Linked DNA regions of Homo sapiens: regions 2 and 3 are each linked to region 1. Evidence: chromatin contacts called from ENCODE Hi-C or POLR2A ChIA-PET data. All regions are on one chromosome and are shown on one strand. The core of a region is the stretch at or near the end of the contact, and the rest is flanking DNA. Distances in the headings are between cores, read along the strand shown.

What was found. Hi-C counts contacts between places; a loop is a spot of excess contacts on that map. ChIA-PET counts read pairs that join two places held with the same protein, here RNA polymerase II (POLR2A). Pooled maps may share reads with other maps.
Region 2: a loop to region 1 is called in a map of ascending aorta, with 2.6 times the contacts of the local background. The contact joins the enhancer-like site here to the promoter of PPP2R2B in region 1. A Hi-C loop is called at or near these places in 6 of 168 maps with a recorded cell type or tissue (CD4-positive, alpha-beta memory T cell, CD8-positive, alpha-beta T cell, aorta and 3 more) and 11 of 50 pooled maps. POLR2A ChIA-PET finds 5 or more read pairs at or near these places in 1 of 52 experiments (activated naive CD8-positive, alpha-beta T cell).
Region 3: a loop to region 1 is called in a map of ascending aorta, with 2.5 times the contacts of the local background. The contact joins the enhancer-like site here to the promoter of PPP2R2B in region 1. A Hi-C loop is called at or near these places in 2 of 168 maps with a recorded cell type or tissue (aorta and ascending aorta) and 4 of 50 pooled maps. POLR2A ChIA-PET finds 5 or more read pairs at or near these places in 2 of 52 experiments (H1 and T-cell).

The regions. Positions count from the first base shown.
Region 1 is chr5:146,876,519-146,881,635 of GRCh38, reverse strand. PPP2R2B (protein phosphatase 2 regulatory subunit Bbeta) reads left to right here and starts at 2,879. Exons shown (of 10, transcript NM_181675.4): 1 at 2,879-3,045; 2 at 3,441-3,634. The coding sequence starts at 3,565.
Region 2 is chr5:146,664,661-146,669,777 of GRCh38, reverse strand. All of the region lies in intron 5 of PPP2R2B (protein phosphatase 2 regulatory subunit Bbeta), which reads left to right. Among named protein-coding and RNA genes, the nearest start is that of PPP2R2B-AS2, 100 kb to the right of the region's middle. Within about 2 kb of position 1,993, at least 2 of the 41 ENCODE cell types and tissues checked have a DNase peak (open chromatin) inside an H3K27ac peak, as active enhancers do; they include ascending aorta, where a contact is called at or near this core.
Region 3 is chr5:146,730,202-146,735,318 of GRCh38, reverse strand. The region is part of intron 2 of PPP2R2B (protein phosphatase 2 regulatory subunit Bbeta); the gene reads left to right. Among named protein-coding and RNA genes, the nearest start is that of PPP2R2B, 150 kb to the left of the region's middle. RefSeq lists an enhancer at 2,657-3,856. Within about 2 kb of position 2,903, at least 4 of the 41 ENCODE cell types and tissues checked have a DNase peak (open chromatin) inside an H3K27ac peak, as active enhancers do.

The sequences.
Region 1 (5,117 bases), core at 1,630-4,129:
TTTGAGACCAGCCTGGCCAACATGGCAAAACCCCATCTCTACTGAAAAATACAAAAATTAGCTGGGTGTGGTGGTCCATGTCTTAGTCCCAGCTACTCAGGAGTCTGACGCATGAGACTCACTTGAACCTGGGAGGCAGAGGTTGCAGTGAGCCTTGATCGTGTCACTGCAATCCAGCCTGGGTGACAGAGAGACTCTGGCTCAGAAAAATAAAATAAATAAAATAAAAAAAGAAAATAAAAATAAAAGATCTAGTGAAAATGGCCAACAATAATAAGTAAACAAATATTATAAAACGCTGTAGGACATGAAAAAGACAAAAAAAAAATGTGGAGGCAGAAAACACCGGAAGTCAGGACTATCGTGTGGTCAGGGAATGCCTCAACGAAGCAGGGACAGTTAAGAGGCTGAATGCCAAGACATGAGGAAGTGGCAAAGAACATAGCATGCGGAAATGCCCACCACTTTTGGAAAGAACTTGACATTTTAGAGGAAAAGAGAAGTGGCCAGTGAGTCTTTTGAAGACTGATCTCTGCAGCCTACTCCCATCTCCCCCACTCTCTCCCCCACCCCGCCCCCCAGCTCCACAGTGGTGCACAGGGCTCTTTTCACTCCCTTACCTCCACCACAGGTCGTTGTGTTATGGCACAGAGCCAACAGCTTTTTTCCCCTTGGTTTTGGGTGGATGAGCTAGTTCTCTCATATTAGAAAAGAGTAGTTGGCCAAATGGAAACCTTGAAATCTACTTAAACAATGGAGACCTATCCAATCTGCCTTCTCAGAACATGTGTCTTAGGAAAAATGCCTGGACTGTTGAATAAATGCAGGAGAAAGTTTGCAGCATATGTGAAAAGAAAAATAAATAAACCCAGAGACTCGATCTGTGGAAGGGACATTCTCCCCATTGGTTACAATGGAAAATTCCTCAAGCACAGCCTGGCCAATGAGCCTGGGCCTACCTGATTCATCACACAGCTCTGTCCCAATCTAGCCCTTGATTCAGAAAGATACAGGGGAAATTTTCCCAAATACTATTCCAAGGCCTCCTGAAACAATTTTAAGATCATTCCAACCGAAGGCACAATGTCTTCTCATCATTTTGATTCACTAAGAGATGAACTTAGCTTTTCCCCACTCTGCTCCTACTCCAAATTGTGCCAATATCCAAGAGAAGCTGCAATGTGTAACTACAAAAGGACTGAATGTTGGAACCTCGGTGATAGATACAGCTCATCCCATGGAAGAACCAGCCACGACAACTTGTACTGAAGTGGATTAAATCAACTTGTACCCGTCTTCACCTGTTACTAAAATTTTAAATGTGGATTTTGAACAAACAAGTGTATAAGTCTTAAGCACTAGATGAAAATAAAATAGAATCTATTGAAAGTTGAACTGAACTCCCCCCACCACACACACACACACACACACACACACACACACACACACACACACAAAATAACTATGTCAAGGAACATTTCTGCTCTTTTCTCCCAGGGATATGCAGTCAATTTCTGGAGATGAGGAAGATGTCATTTTCTATCTACCAGAAGTATCCATACTGCATGGAAATCTAATGACAATTCCCAACCTCAGTTAAGGACTTGTTTTTCCATTTTTCTGAACTTCAAATACTTTCTAAATTGTGTTAGCCGAAGCATTGTATGTATATAATTAACTCATAGGTCCCTCTGGGCCCATCTAGCTAAACTTGTGGAGCTTAACTGAGCAAAACATTTGCTGATGTCTCTCCCTACAGTGGTACCCATTGAAATGAATACCTTCTACAAGATGAAACCTAGGAAATGTCGTTTCCAATTGGCTTTCTACTGATTGGGGTTGATGTCTTTTCCAAATTGGCTTTCTAGTGATTTGGGTTGCTTCATTAAATGTTTTTGGTTGTTTCATAACAATAGTAATCTCATTTTCTTTCAAAAGTAGAGTTTGAAATTTGGGAAAACATGGGTGGGGAGGGAATTCTACATTTTCTTCCTAGTTGAAGTAGGAAGACAGGTCTCTTTTCTGTATTAATTGGACTCCTGAAATTCCCCCAGGGTAGCAGTGGCTCTCTGTGGGCACAGGGCTCTTATGCTTATGTTTCTGTGCTTCAATGTACCTTCCATGCTGACAGCAAATAGAAGGTGTTCCTGCACAAGCAAAACCTAACGGAGAGGCTGCAATAATTTGTCCAAAACGAAGTGCAAACTGCAAGGGAGAGTGGACTTTTTCAGACTGATCCTGTTTACTAGTCTGGTGCTTTCCTCCACCTGTGTAGACACAGATGCTTTATTGAACACCAGCCTCCTACAGTTAGAAGGTATTTTGACTCTTAGGAATGGGGGAACCAGTTGCAAAGTTCTGGCCCCTGATCCCCCTCCTATTCCTACTAGAGGGCTTAAGATAGGCTCTGAGCGGCACTTCCCACTTTCTCCTCTTTTTCTGAAGCTTCGAGCCCCAAACCTCGCCCTTTAAATTCACCAAGGGACCACATGCATCATATAAGGGTGAGGAAAAGGGACCTGGATGTAGACTTCCTGACTATCCAAAGGAACCTACTTCTCTTTGCTGTTCTCAAGTTCAGGCGTCCGGAGAAAGGCAGGGAGCTAGGGGCTCTGGGTGCTAGCGTAGACGTGGCCCTTAGCTGAGTGGCGCGAGAGGGGAGGAGGTTGGAAGAGCGCGTCTATGCGTTCCACCTGAACCTGCAAGCTAGTCGCTTGCTGCCCAGGTGCCGATTCGCGGCTGCATGCGCCCCACTGCAGCAAAGAGCAGCCGCAGCCTCTGCCTCGGCCACCACTGCTGCTGGGAAAGAGTCGTGGGGCTGCTGACGCGGTTGGGAGGAGCCTCGCCTTTAATGCACCAGCCGCCTCCAGCCTCCTGCAGCAGCAGCAGCAGCAGCAGCAGCAGCAGCTGCGAGTGCGCGCGTGTGGGTGTGAGGGTGAGTGCGCTGGCGCCGGCTGCAGCGCCCTGCCCAGCTCCCCGCCAGCTTCCCTACCCCCGCCTGCCGGAGCCGCCCTCCCGTGGGACCAGCACCCTCATTCCGGCCAGGCAAGCCTGAATCCTGTCCCTGCCATCTCGCCACTGCAGCTCGGGTCCAGAAAGGCACCATTTTGTCGCGGCTGCCCGCTCTCCCAGGGGGAGGAGGGATCTTTTTTGCATTTTGGAGCGGCTGCCAAGGAGGGGAACCTGTTGGGCATCTCCCCAGACCCGCTTGTGAGCGCCTCCGGGGCGGGCGGGCGGGACCAGACCCCTCGGGGCACGGCGTATCTTGGCACCCGGAGGCAGCGGAGGCAGGCGCAGCATCCTCGCTGGGAACTGGAGCTGGAGTGAGCGCACCGCGCGGGAGGAGCCGCCGCAGCCTCGCAGAACCCGAGTGGAGGAGGTGACAGCTCCATTGCCGGGTTTTTATTTTTTTTCTCTCCGCCTCCCCGTCTCCTCCTCAGGCTCGGACCATGGTGCAGTCCCACTGGCTCCCCTGCCCCCCTCTCCTGTGAGACTGGCTGCGGGGAGGGATCATGGATACTTGTCTGCCGGCTTCTGGTTCCCACGCAAGTAAGCCTGCTGTCAATGGAGGAGGACATTGATACCCGCAAAATCAACAACAGTTTCCTGCGCGACCACAGCTATGCGACCGAAGGTAACGCCAGCCCCGCCGCATTCCGCCGTTGGGGCCGGGCGCAAGTTGCGGATCACTGTGCTTCCTGGGCAGCTGGGCGCGTAGTGGCGGAGACTCCTCCGGGCCCTAGGGCTGGGGCGGGGGCTCGGCTGGCCCCGGCAGCCCCAGTGCACCTCGCATCCATCCGGGCTCCGCGAGGCGAGCTCGGCGTTCAGCAGCAGGTGGACCCGGCGCCCACGGGAGTTAAAATGGCCCTCAGGGATTAGGCTTTTTCAGGGTGGGGCTCTCGCCCAGAAAGATGACCCCAGGAAGGCAGATGACCCCTTCCCCGAGATGTTCGCAGGGGTCTTGGGGGGAGATAAGAAGGGAGGGGCCCAGTAGGACCTTGGTCCCCCCTCCCTGAGCGAAACGATGTTATGTCTCTCAGTGGCTGCAGGGAGGGCAAGGTTTCATTTCCTGCCCATTCATCTCCCCGGCCGGCCAGGTTACCTGCTTAGACAATCAAAACCCCAAAAAGCCCTTTGCAGACGGGCGAACCTCTTTCCTTTTGGAAGTGCATTAGCAAAAATAAAAAGGTGGCTGGGGAAATAGTGCTCTGGCGGGCAGCGAATGAGGCTGACACGTGGGGTGAGCAACGCGATCGGTGGGGCCTTTAAAAATCACCATTATGAATTCTGCAGCAGTAGTTTCTGCTGAATCAACAGCCAGCAGAAAGCAAAAGGGTTCAGCAAGCTGAGCTTTGCCAAGAGGTGAAATTGTCGTCTCTCCCTCTCTCCCAGCTTGTTCTGACATAAGCACTAGTGCTGTGCGGGCAGGAAGGGAAAGTCAGCAGGTGGAATCTCATTCTGCCTTTTGTGTGTGAATAGAGAGTAGAGGCATTTTTTTCCCCCAGTGCCAAAACTTTTGCATTTTTGCTTTCATTTTCTACCTGTAGGCCTTTTATCCTTAGCCACTCATACAAAGTGTTGCATTATCACATTGTAATATCCATGCGAGAAAATGTATGTGGAAATGCTTTAGGACAATGTTGCAAGGTGTATTAATTTAAAATTATTATTCTTGGATGCTAACATTTCTGTAATATTTAATCAAATCAAAAGACTGCTAGAGAAATGTGATGGGGGGAGTAAAAGAGTTCAAGCTCTGAAAGAAATAAAAAGACACACACACATCTGGGGGTAAAGGTGGCATCTTCTATAAACATCCCTGGAAGTTCTAGACAGAAAGAATGTCCAGTGCTATTGAAAGTATATTCTCCATTTGTCATCATTTTTGGAGAGCATCAAGCCCAGTATGCCCATGGTGCTAGACAGATAAAGCAGAGTTGTAAGCTCTGGCTTCCAGGAGCTTAGAGATGGCTTTTAAGATGTGCAGCCCATCCCTCCCCTATACAGAGCACCATACTTACCGATTCTTTTTCTGTGCATGATGGCAACCTGATTGTAAGATGTTCTCCCTCAATCTTAGTGCTTTGTCACTGACTCAGTGACCTGATAGCACATGA
Region 2 (5,117 bases), core at 744-3,243, 210 kb after region 1:
CCTCACTGAGCCTCAGCTCTTTAAAGTCTGTAAAATATGTATGGTATCAACTATGCAGGATTTTTGTGAAGCTTAAAGGAGGTAACGTATGTAAAGCATACAGGGGACAGTAAGCACTTTTTAAAGGGTCATTAAAGTGGCAGTTTTACAGAGGTTAGGTTCCAAAGTCGCCCCATAAAGCAAGCACCAGGTTTGGTAAAAATACTCTTGAAAAATCCCATAAATCACCCATAAGATTTGTTTGTTTTTATTAACTCTATATAGAATAATATATACATATAAATATATAGGATATAAAGAATAATGTAGAATATAAACTATGCAAACAATATGAGGGGCCATTTGTGAAAAATATACTTCCTTAAACCTTAGTAACTTATTCAACATCCCACGATGCTCAGAGATGAGATCCACCCAGACCATTGGTCTGAAGAAAGAGCAGATTAACTCCCCTCCCCCATCTCATACTCCCTGGGACCTCTGACCCATTATTTAAATTTGCTTCTTTCCTTTTTTCATATTATTCTAAGCATATATAGTTGAATTCACATATTAAATGCATATGTGATACAATTCAGTACATAATTGTATTCCTAGATTAGAGGCAAAATAAATACTAAATAGAATGTAAAATAGGTGGAAGTCAGGTACCATAATTTGATGTTCAACTACAGTGATTTTAAATGAACTGCACATTTGTTCTCTTTTCCCTCTCTATGATTAGTTTTCCCTTCTTTTTAGGTTTTCCTTTCCTTTCTGTTAGCCTCAGAGCTTGATGGTTTTTTAAAAAGGTCCTCTGCTTTGGCTATTGGAGAAAATAATTTATATTCCTTCCTTCAGGAAGAAAATGAATTAATGGAGTCTACAGTCCTCAAAGGCAATAACCTCTGTCCATGCCACCCGTGCCCTGCTTCCTTCCATTCTATGGCAATGCAGTTCACAACATTTGGGGGCAAAGAGGTCAGAAAGCAGTACAGAAATGGATGACAACCTTGAAAACTTGAAGGGAATAGATAGGATTCAGAGTTCTAAAAGGACAGAGCATAGTGCTGGGACATGTGGGGAGAAAACTCAACAGTTCATGTGTAGAAAGTGGAAACACAGCCAAAGTAAAGTTGCAGAAAAAAGATCTCAGGGTTTTAGTGAATAACATGAAAGTGTTACTTAAAAGTAGACCAGGCATAAGTCACCCCAAATAGTGTGTTGTTCCAGAAGAAGTAATTACGTAATTTTCTTCAGTTCAGGATAAATTCTTACTCTAATATGGTTTGAGGATCTAGTTTTTAAAAAGAATGTGATTGCCATGAAAAGGGCTCATAGCACTTCTAAGATTGGCAGGGAAGTGGGGGGAAATTATGAGGGAGAATTACATAAATGGGTTCATTGCCTAAAGAAGATTGAAAGGCAATTATAACATTCCAAACAAAATAAAATTTCTAGCTAGGGAATAGTGACCACTTGTGCTTTGCCCTCCTTATACAAGACACTGTTAGAAATCTAGATTAAAACACTAGGAGCTCAAGTTACAAAATGATTCCAGGAGGGTTGTCAAAATAGTGACAGGTTGAAGAAGGAAGCTAGAGAATTAATCGTTTTCTTTAGGACTCTTAAATGTATCCAATTATTCTTCATCACAGTGGGTACATATAAGAAAGGAGGAATGAGATGAGCTCTGTTAACTGCAGCAGTCAGGTTCTGGGATGATTTAGGGATATGGATGGGTGGATAGAAGTGAGGTGAACAAAGGAATATCCTAGGAAAAGGTGTGGATGTGATTACGAATATGGGATGTCCAAGGGACAAGGATGAGACCCAATTACAGGGCTCTGATGCTTCCTTCTTCCCACTTTGTTTCTCTGCCTGCTTGTTTCCTTCTCTCCTTTCTGATAGCACTGAGCAATTGGGCTGAAAGTGTTATAAAATCTGGGCTGGAGTGACTCATTGGAGGCCATATTCAGACTGGTAAACAGATGAAGTCATTGGTAAAAAGAGGAGAAAGGGCCAGACATGCAGAGAGAAGGCGTTTAAGAGACCAGGTGGCCCCTAAGCAAGACAGACAAAGAGAGAAACAGAAAAACAAAGCACATTTTTCGAGGTTCCTAACAGCTTGCCAAGTCCCTGTTCTATTTCATATGCTCCATTTCAGTCTCGATGATCTGTAATATTTTTCTGTACTTCAGTAATCCTTTTGGGTTTTTTTTTTAAGTAAGTTTAGGAAGGTTTCTGTTCTTAAAATCTAAAGAGCCCAGACTAGAATATTACTTCACCTCCCTGCTTTCTTCTTTTTCTCCATTCTTATTTCTGAAAGCTTGGCATCTTTTTATTCTATAGAGTCTTATTTCTGCTTCTTTTCTCAGATACTCTCTTCTCTTGCTCATCCCATCCTGTTTACTTTTTATCTCCTTTGTGTGTGTGTGTGTGTGTGTGTGTGTGTGTGTGTGTGTGCGCGCGCACGCCTATTCCTGCTGTCTCTCCTTGGAACCAGCAAACCTTCTTCTCTGGAGTTATTTCATCTTCATCCACTTCATATAACAATTTATTTTCTAGAATCACTACATTCAAATTCAGCTCAGCCATTGAGGAAGAGAAGATTTACGGTCTCTCCCACCCTCATGCCTGAATTCAGAACATTGCCATTGTCTTCTCCACCTCCCTAACTCATTTGTTCATCTTCTGACCAATAGCCTTTATTAGACAGAAAAATCCAATTATCCAGAATCTACTGTTCAGTAGATTCCTACCACCATCTCCCACATTCACACACATACCATTTCCTACCTCTGCATTTTAAGAGAAAGCAACAGATCTAGGAGGAGAGGTTAGGAAATCACATTCAAGTTCAAAACAGTCAAATAGTATAGAATAGATTCAACTTGGTATATTACTTCATTTGAAAAAAGACCTGGGAATTTTACTTGATGACATGATATGGACGATTACAAAGGGAAGTCTGTTTTAACATACAGAAACAGAAAGCACATGTCTTCTTTGGAATAATAAATGCCTGTGCTGGTAGATTGTGTTCAGTGAAGCAAAGCATTTGTGGAGGCCAAGTGGCCTGAGCTCACCATTATTGAGGTGTGAAGATTGGAGGCTGAGTCTTGGTATAATCTATGAAAGTGGAGAGGAGATGGGTTGAGAGCTGTCCTCAAGTATCTGAAGTGCTGTTGTGCAAAGAAAGGGAATGGGCTGACTCCCTGTCCACTCTGGGAACAGGTGGACAGTTCAGTAAAGCAGATATTAAGCTCACAGGAATGAGAAAGTTGTGCTCATTAAAGATGCTTAAGTTTTCCCAAGAAGAGTCCAGTGCAGACTGAAGAATCTTAAGAATCCTGCCCTGACAAAACATTAAACATGATGTCTTCCCTTCCTTTTCTTACAAAAGAAATGCTTGTTTATAGCATCCAGTCAAATAATACTATATTTACGGTTCCATATCTCAGGGTAACTAAGGTTGCTAGTTTGGTGTATGTCTTTCCATACCTTTCTCTGTATCTATGAATACATATATTAACATTAATGAATGAACAGATATGACTTTGTTTTGTTTACAAAACTGAGATCACACTAGACATATTACTCAGTAATATACACATCCCTCCAGGCCAATTTACCTTCCTTGAAAGAGCTGCAGATATTCTAAAGCATAGATAAGCTATGACATTAAATCATTTCTCCATTGATAGATATTCACATTGTTTCTAAATTTTGCTATAACTAACAATGCTACAATACGTGTTCTCAGACATACAGCCATACCTTGTTTTATTACATTTCGCTTTATTGTGCTTCACAGATAGTATGTTTTTTACAAGTTAAAGGTTTGTAGCAACACTGCAACAAGCAAATCTATTAGCACCATTTTTCGAGCAGCATGTGCTCATTTCATGTCTCTGTGCCACATTTTGGTAATTCTTGTAATATTTCAAATGTTTTCATTATTATCCTTGTTATAGAGATCTGTGATCATTAATCTCTGATGTTAATGTTGGAATTCTTATGGGGTGTTTTGGGTTTCTCATTTTAAATCAAAAGCTAGAAATGATTAAGCTTAGTGAGGAAGACATGTCGAAAGCCAACACAGGCCCAACACTGGGCCTCTTGTGCCAAAGAGTTAGCCAGGTTGTGAATGCAAAGGAAAAGTTCTTGGAGGAAATTAAAAATGCTACTTCAGAGAGCACACAAATGATAAGAATGCAAAATAACCTTCTTGCTGACATAGAGAAGGTTTGAGTGGTATGGATAGAAGATCAAACCAGCCACAACATTTCCTTAAGCCGAAGTCTAACCTAGAGCAAGGCTCTCTCTTTTGTTCTATGAAGGCTGACAGAGGGGAGGAAGCTGCAGAATAAAAAATTTGGAAGCTAGCAAAGGTTGGTTCATGAGGTGTAAGAAGCCATCTCCATAAAATAAAAGTACAACATGAAGCAGCAAGTGCTGATGTAGAAGCTGCAGAAAGCTATCCAGAAGATCTAGCTAAGATCATGGGTGGCGGTGGCTACACTAAACAACAGAGCTTCAGTGTAGACAAGAGAGCCTTATGTTGGAAGAAGATCCAATCTAGGACTTTCATAGCTGGAGAGAAGTCAATAGCTATCTTCAAAGCTTCAAAGGATAAGCTGACCCTTTCAGTAGGGGCTAATGCAGCTGGTGACTTTAAGTTGAAGCTAATGTTCACTTACCATTCTGAAAGTCCTGGGGCCCTTAAGAATTACACTAAATCTATTCTGCCTGTGCTCTAAATGGAACAGCAAAGCCTGAATAGAGCACATCTGTTTACAGCATGGTTTACTGTATATTTTAAACCCACTGTTGAGACCTACTGCCTAGAAAACTAGATTTATTTCAAAATATTACTGCTCATTGACAATGCACCTAGTCACCCAAGAGCTCTGATGGAGAAGTACAAGGAGATTAATGTTTTCCGGCCTGCTAACAACATCCATTCTGCAGCCCACAGATTAAGGAGTCATTTTTGAGAAATATTATTTGAGAAATACGTTTTGAAAGGCTATCGCTACCAAAAAATAGTTCCTCTGATGGATCTGAACAAAGTAAATTGAACATCTTCTGGGACGCACTCACCATTCATTCTAGGTGCCATTAAGAACATTCAT
Region 3 (5,117 bases), core at 1,654-4,153, 150 kb after region 1:
GGGAGGGGACTGTTTGCTAAAAGTTATTATCCCACACTTATCAGTATTAAACTGGATTTGACAACTCATAGCCTGGGATTTAAATGATCTAAATCCTGCTTCATTTGGCAGCCTGATTTTACCTGTTATTTATTGTGCTACCCAATTTATTATCATCGGCACACTCGGAGGCTTGGCCTGTGGTGTCTTCACAGCCAAGTGATTTATACAAATAATAAAAAAGATCGCGGTTCCTAGCAATGAAATTCAAAGCAATTCCACCTCTCCTTTCCCTCTCATCTAGCTCAGTTCATCTCTTACACATTAACCCTTGGCCTTCTTACTTCTTCTAGAGAAATTCATCCTCAGCTTCCTTCTGATCCCTGGAAGGAAATGCTATTGGCAGAGAAAGGGGCGGGTAATAAAAGTGATGATTTAGGTTGGTGCAACAGTAATTGTAGCTTTTGCCATCAAAATCTGCAATTACTTTTGCACCAGTCTAATAGAATTCCAAAACATAAGTATCATCAGGTCTTTATATGGAAGGTACCAGGCAAATCCTCTCTATACGTTATAGGATTTGGTTGTCACACCAGCACTTTGAGGTAGACATTGATTTTATCCAATTTGACAGCAGAGGGTCTCAGTTTGAAAGATGCTGCATCTCAGTCTCACGAGGACAGACAGAGTGGGAGAGAGAAGCATGGCCAGGGGGTGGGGTGTCTGGAATATGGCCAGGATGAGGGGTAATACTGGTACCAAAACTGTAATGTAGCAGTTCAGAACATGAGCTTTGAAATCAAACAATCCTGGAAGTGAATTCTAGTTCTTGAACCTATTGAGTTGTAGGACCATAAGTAACCAGTCTGTGCCTCAGTTTCCTCACCTGCAAAGTGGGAATAATAAAGTAGATAGGTAGTTATGAGAACTGAATGAGATATTGTATACAGGGCATTTAACACAGTTTCTCCATCTGTTAAAAATGGCTAATGGCCAGGCTCATACCTGTAATCCCAGCAGATTGGGAGGCCAAGGCAGGAGGAATTCTTGAGCCCGGGAGTTCAAGACCAGCCTGGGCAATGTAGGGAGGCCCCATCTCTACAAAAAAATAAAAACATTAGCCAGGTATGGTGGTGTGCATCTGTAGTCCCAGCTACTTGGGAGGCGAAGGTGGGAGGATCTGCTTGAGCCAGGGAAGTTAAGGCTGCAGTGAGCTGTGATCATGCCACTGCCCTCCAGCCTCAGCAACAGAGTAAAACCCTGTCTCAAAAAAAAAAAAAAAACCTAACTCATTTTATCTTCACAACAACCCTATGAGGTAATATATGTAAAGCACTTAAAACAATTCCTGGAAATGCTCAATAAATGTTAGCTGTTATTACTACCACTACTATTACTACCACCACCACTGCTACTACTGCCGTTATTATTGTCTACTATTACTACCACCACCACTACTACTGCTGCTGCTGCTATTGTCATGACTCAAATTCAATACAAAATCAGTACTTTCCAGCACATATATTGCAAAGACCTTGAGTAGGGTCCTGGTAAGCTGAATTCACCCATGATAGTAATTATAGCCTATGCTACCATATAAATGACGTGTGTGTGTTTGTGTGTGTGTGTGTCTGTGTGTGGTTTTGTTTTCCTTGCCCCAGATCTACTTATGACCTTCTCAAACTGGTTGCCAATTCTAGACTTGGAGGGAGGTTAGTCTAAAGCTCTAGCCCAAGCTTAGAACAACTTTAATATGGGAATTCAGTATCCTGTCATCTTCTCTCTCTAGTCTCAAGCTTTAGCAAGTCTACTTGTATTAGTTCACATACTTCTTACTGAAAGCCAAATGTTAATGGGTAGTCTTCTATTTACTCATTTAGAATATTTATAATTAGAGAGCTTATTCATTTATTTAAAATATGGGCCAAGGGTAGTTCTGTTGGGGTATCTGCTGTGTTGAAACTGGAAGAAGCCCCTCACCCCCAATTAATTTTATATCTTGCAAAACTATTTATGTTGGCATTGCACCAAATAACATTTAGCAGTCCCATACTGCCACTGTTTTTTGACCACCCAGCCCTGTACTTTGGAAATACTGGAAGTTTTATCCCATGTTCCCACATAACTTGCACTGAGTGGGTTACTTGCATATTTAGGGAAGAATATGAGTAACCAGATTGCGGGAACAGCACCTCCCACTGATTTACATTTGTAAAGGAAGTGATGCTGAGAGTTCATGGTGACCTAGAAGTCCAAATTCGGCCCATATTCTCCCCTATATCCTGTATCTAGAGCCAAGAATAATGTTAAATATGTAAAAATAATTTTTGCCGTGAGTGTGTATCAGTAATTTATGGCCAATAGATAGCATTGTTTTCAACACAACTTTGCTGAAGCAGCAATAGCAGAAGATGGGCTTTAGAATCAGCCTCCTTCATTAACTGTGTGGTCTTGAACAAGTTGTATAACATCTATAAGCCTGGAGTGCCCCAGCTACAGTCTATATGGAGGTGGAGTCAATCTCATAGTGCTATTTGAGGAGTAAATGAAAAAATCATTTAGAGTTTGTAGCTGAGCACTTGACACAAAGTACTCAAATACTTGTTACTTAGTAGTATTCCTCTTCTATTGATTTGCATATTCCTAAGCTTTTTACATACAATAAATTTTATTGATGTTGTATTTGTTGCCTATTATAGTCTGATGGTGACAGTGCTATTAATGCTGTTATTGTTTGTGGTAAAAATATGTTTTACCATGAGCATGGTTTCAACTGGAATTCACTTCCAGGTTTGTTCTACAAAACCTTTTATATTTCCTCTTATACCTCTGCAAGATTGCCCTTTGTTCCTGATTTCAAGGCCATAGTCACTGTGGAAATTCCAAATCATGCCTCCTTTCTATTTTTGTCCATCCTCCCATTGGTTTTCACTTGCTCTGTGGAAAAACCGTAGTTTCTGTGTATTGGTAGCTGGAAGCCTGAGGCTTCAGACTAAATATTATCATTTATCAGTGCTATAGCACTTGTATTAAAGAGGTCCTTGCAAAAATTTTTATCAATGTATGTGCATTAGAAATGCTGTTTTCTCTTGTGGTCAAAAGAAGTTATTGAAATTCTTATTCTCATACTCAGCCCTATGTGGAGTGACTTACCTTTGACCTTTCACCGTAAGTTAGAAGCAGAATAAATGAGTGGTGATTTCAGCTGCCTCCTCCTTTCTTGTGATAATGAATGAGTCAGCATCAAGGACTTTTCCAGGAGGCCTGAGTCATAAATATCCCTACATTCCATCAAAAATCTCCACAGAAGGTTGTTTTTAAACCGTAAACGGGAAAAAGTTCCTGGACCTTATCTTAATCATCAAGTTAGTGGGAGATATTTACGCTCTAACTTTGGGGTCAAAAAGAAAGGCTATAGCTAACAATATAGTTAGAGAAATTAATATGACCCCATGATGAGATGGCAAACTTCTCATAGAGGAAAGACAAAAAAAAAGTTCAATGGACATACCCACTCTGTCCAAATTCTTGTCAGTTGTGTTACATTGTTGTTTTCCTAAAACTTATTGAGGATTTATCAGATGTCAGGCAGTGTGCTAGCTCCTTTATTTGCATTATGTCATTTCATCTGCACACCTCCTTCATGAAAAGTGGAAAGATTTTCTTCACTGTTTTACAGAGAAGGAAATTGAGAATGAGGGTGACTGACTCTCCCAAGGTTTTGCAGCTAATAGATGGCAGAAATGTGCTTTGACCCTCAGATCCATCTGACTTCAAAGCCCAAGCTCTTAATTAGTCAGTTAAACTCTACGGGAAGCCACGGAAAATGAAGAGGGAAAGGAGAAGAATATACAGAAATGCAAGTTGGCCTTCTCTCTGCCACATAAAGTACTCATAGTACAGTATAGTTAAGGTCTCTTGCAAAATAATTTTAATTTTCCATTAGCACTATAAACAGAAAGCCAATGGATACTATAAGACCCTGAAAAAGTCCAGGCATCAGAGTCCTGAGGCTGCAGCAAACATCAGGTACCCAGCAGTACCACAGATTTTGCAGCCATTTTAAGTGCCAGTAACTGGCAATTATTCTGTATACCTGAAAACATCCCATTTTTGTCACCATTCATTCTAACTTACTTGGAGTGCAGTCTCCTGTCAGGGATGTCTTTGTCACACATACAACATTTTATTTATGAGAAGAATAACAAAATATGATTGTTGGATTAGCTGATAGAGCATGGATTGGAAAAGGAGCCAGCTGGTGTGTTGTGTATGGCTTCAGCAGGAAGATACATCTAATCTGTGTTTTTCTCTCCAAACTCACACCTCGTACATGGCTGAATCTTCCTCTCTAACCCTTTCCACTGTGAGCCTCGAAGGCCTCATCGGTTTCTTCTTGGAATGCAGAGAATATCTTTTGGCTACATTTCCTGGTCAGACTCCTCATGCCAATTCAGGCTTCCCTGATCACCTCTCTTTTTAATGATATAAGTTTAATTTCCCTGTATTAGTCCATTTTTATGCTGATGATGAAGACATACCCAAGACTAGGAATAAAAAGAGGTTTAATTGGACTTACAGTTCCACATGTCTGGGGAGGCCTCAGAAGCATGTCAGGAGGTGAAAGGCACTTCTTACATGGTGGCGGCAAGAGAAAATGAGGAAGAAGCAAAAGTGAAAACCCCTGATAAACCCATTAGCTCTCATGAGACTTATTCACTATTATGAGACTAGCACGGGAAAGACTGGCCCTCATGATGCAATTACCTCTGCCTGGGTCCCTCCCACAACATGTGGGAATTCTGGGAGATACAATTCAGGTTGAGATTTGGTGGGGACACAGCCAAACCATATCATTCTGCCCTTGGCCCCTCCAAATTTCACGTCTCCACATTTCAAAACTAATCATGCCTCCCCAGTAGTCCCCCAAAGTCTTAACTCATTTCAGCATTAACCCAAAAGTCCACAGTCCAAAGTCTCATCTGAGACAAGGTAAGTCCCTTCTACCTATGAGCCTTTAAAATCAAAAGCAAGCTAGTTACTTCCTAGATACAATGGGGGTACAGGTATTGGATAAATCCAGCTATTCAAAATGTGAGATACTGGCCAAAACAAAGGGGTTACTGAGCCTATGCAAG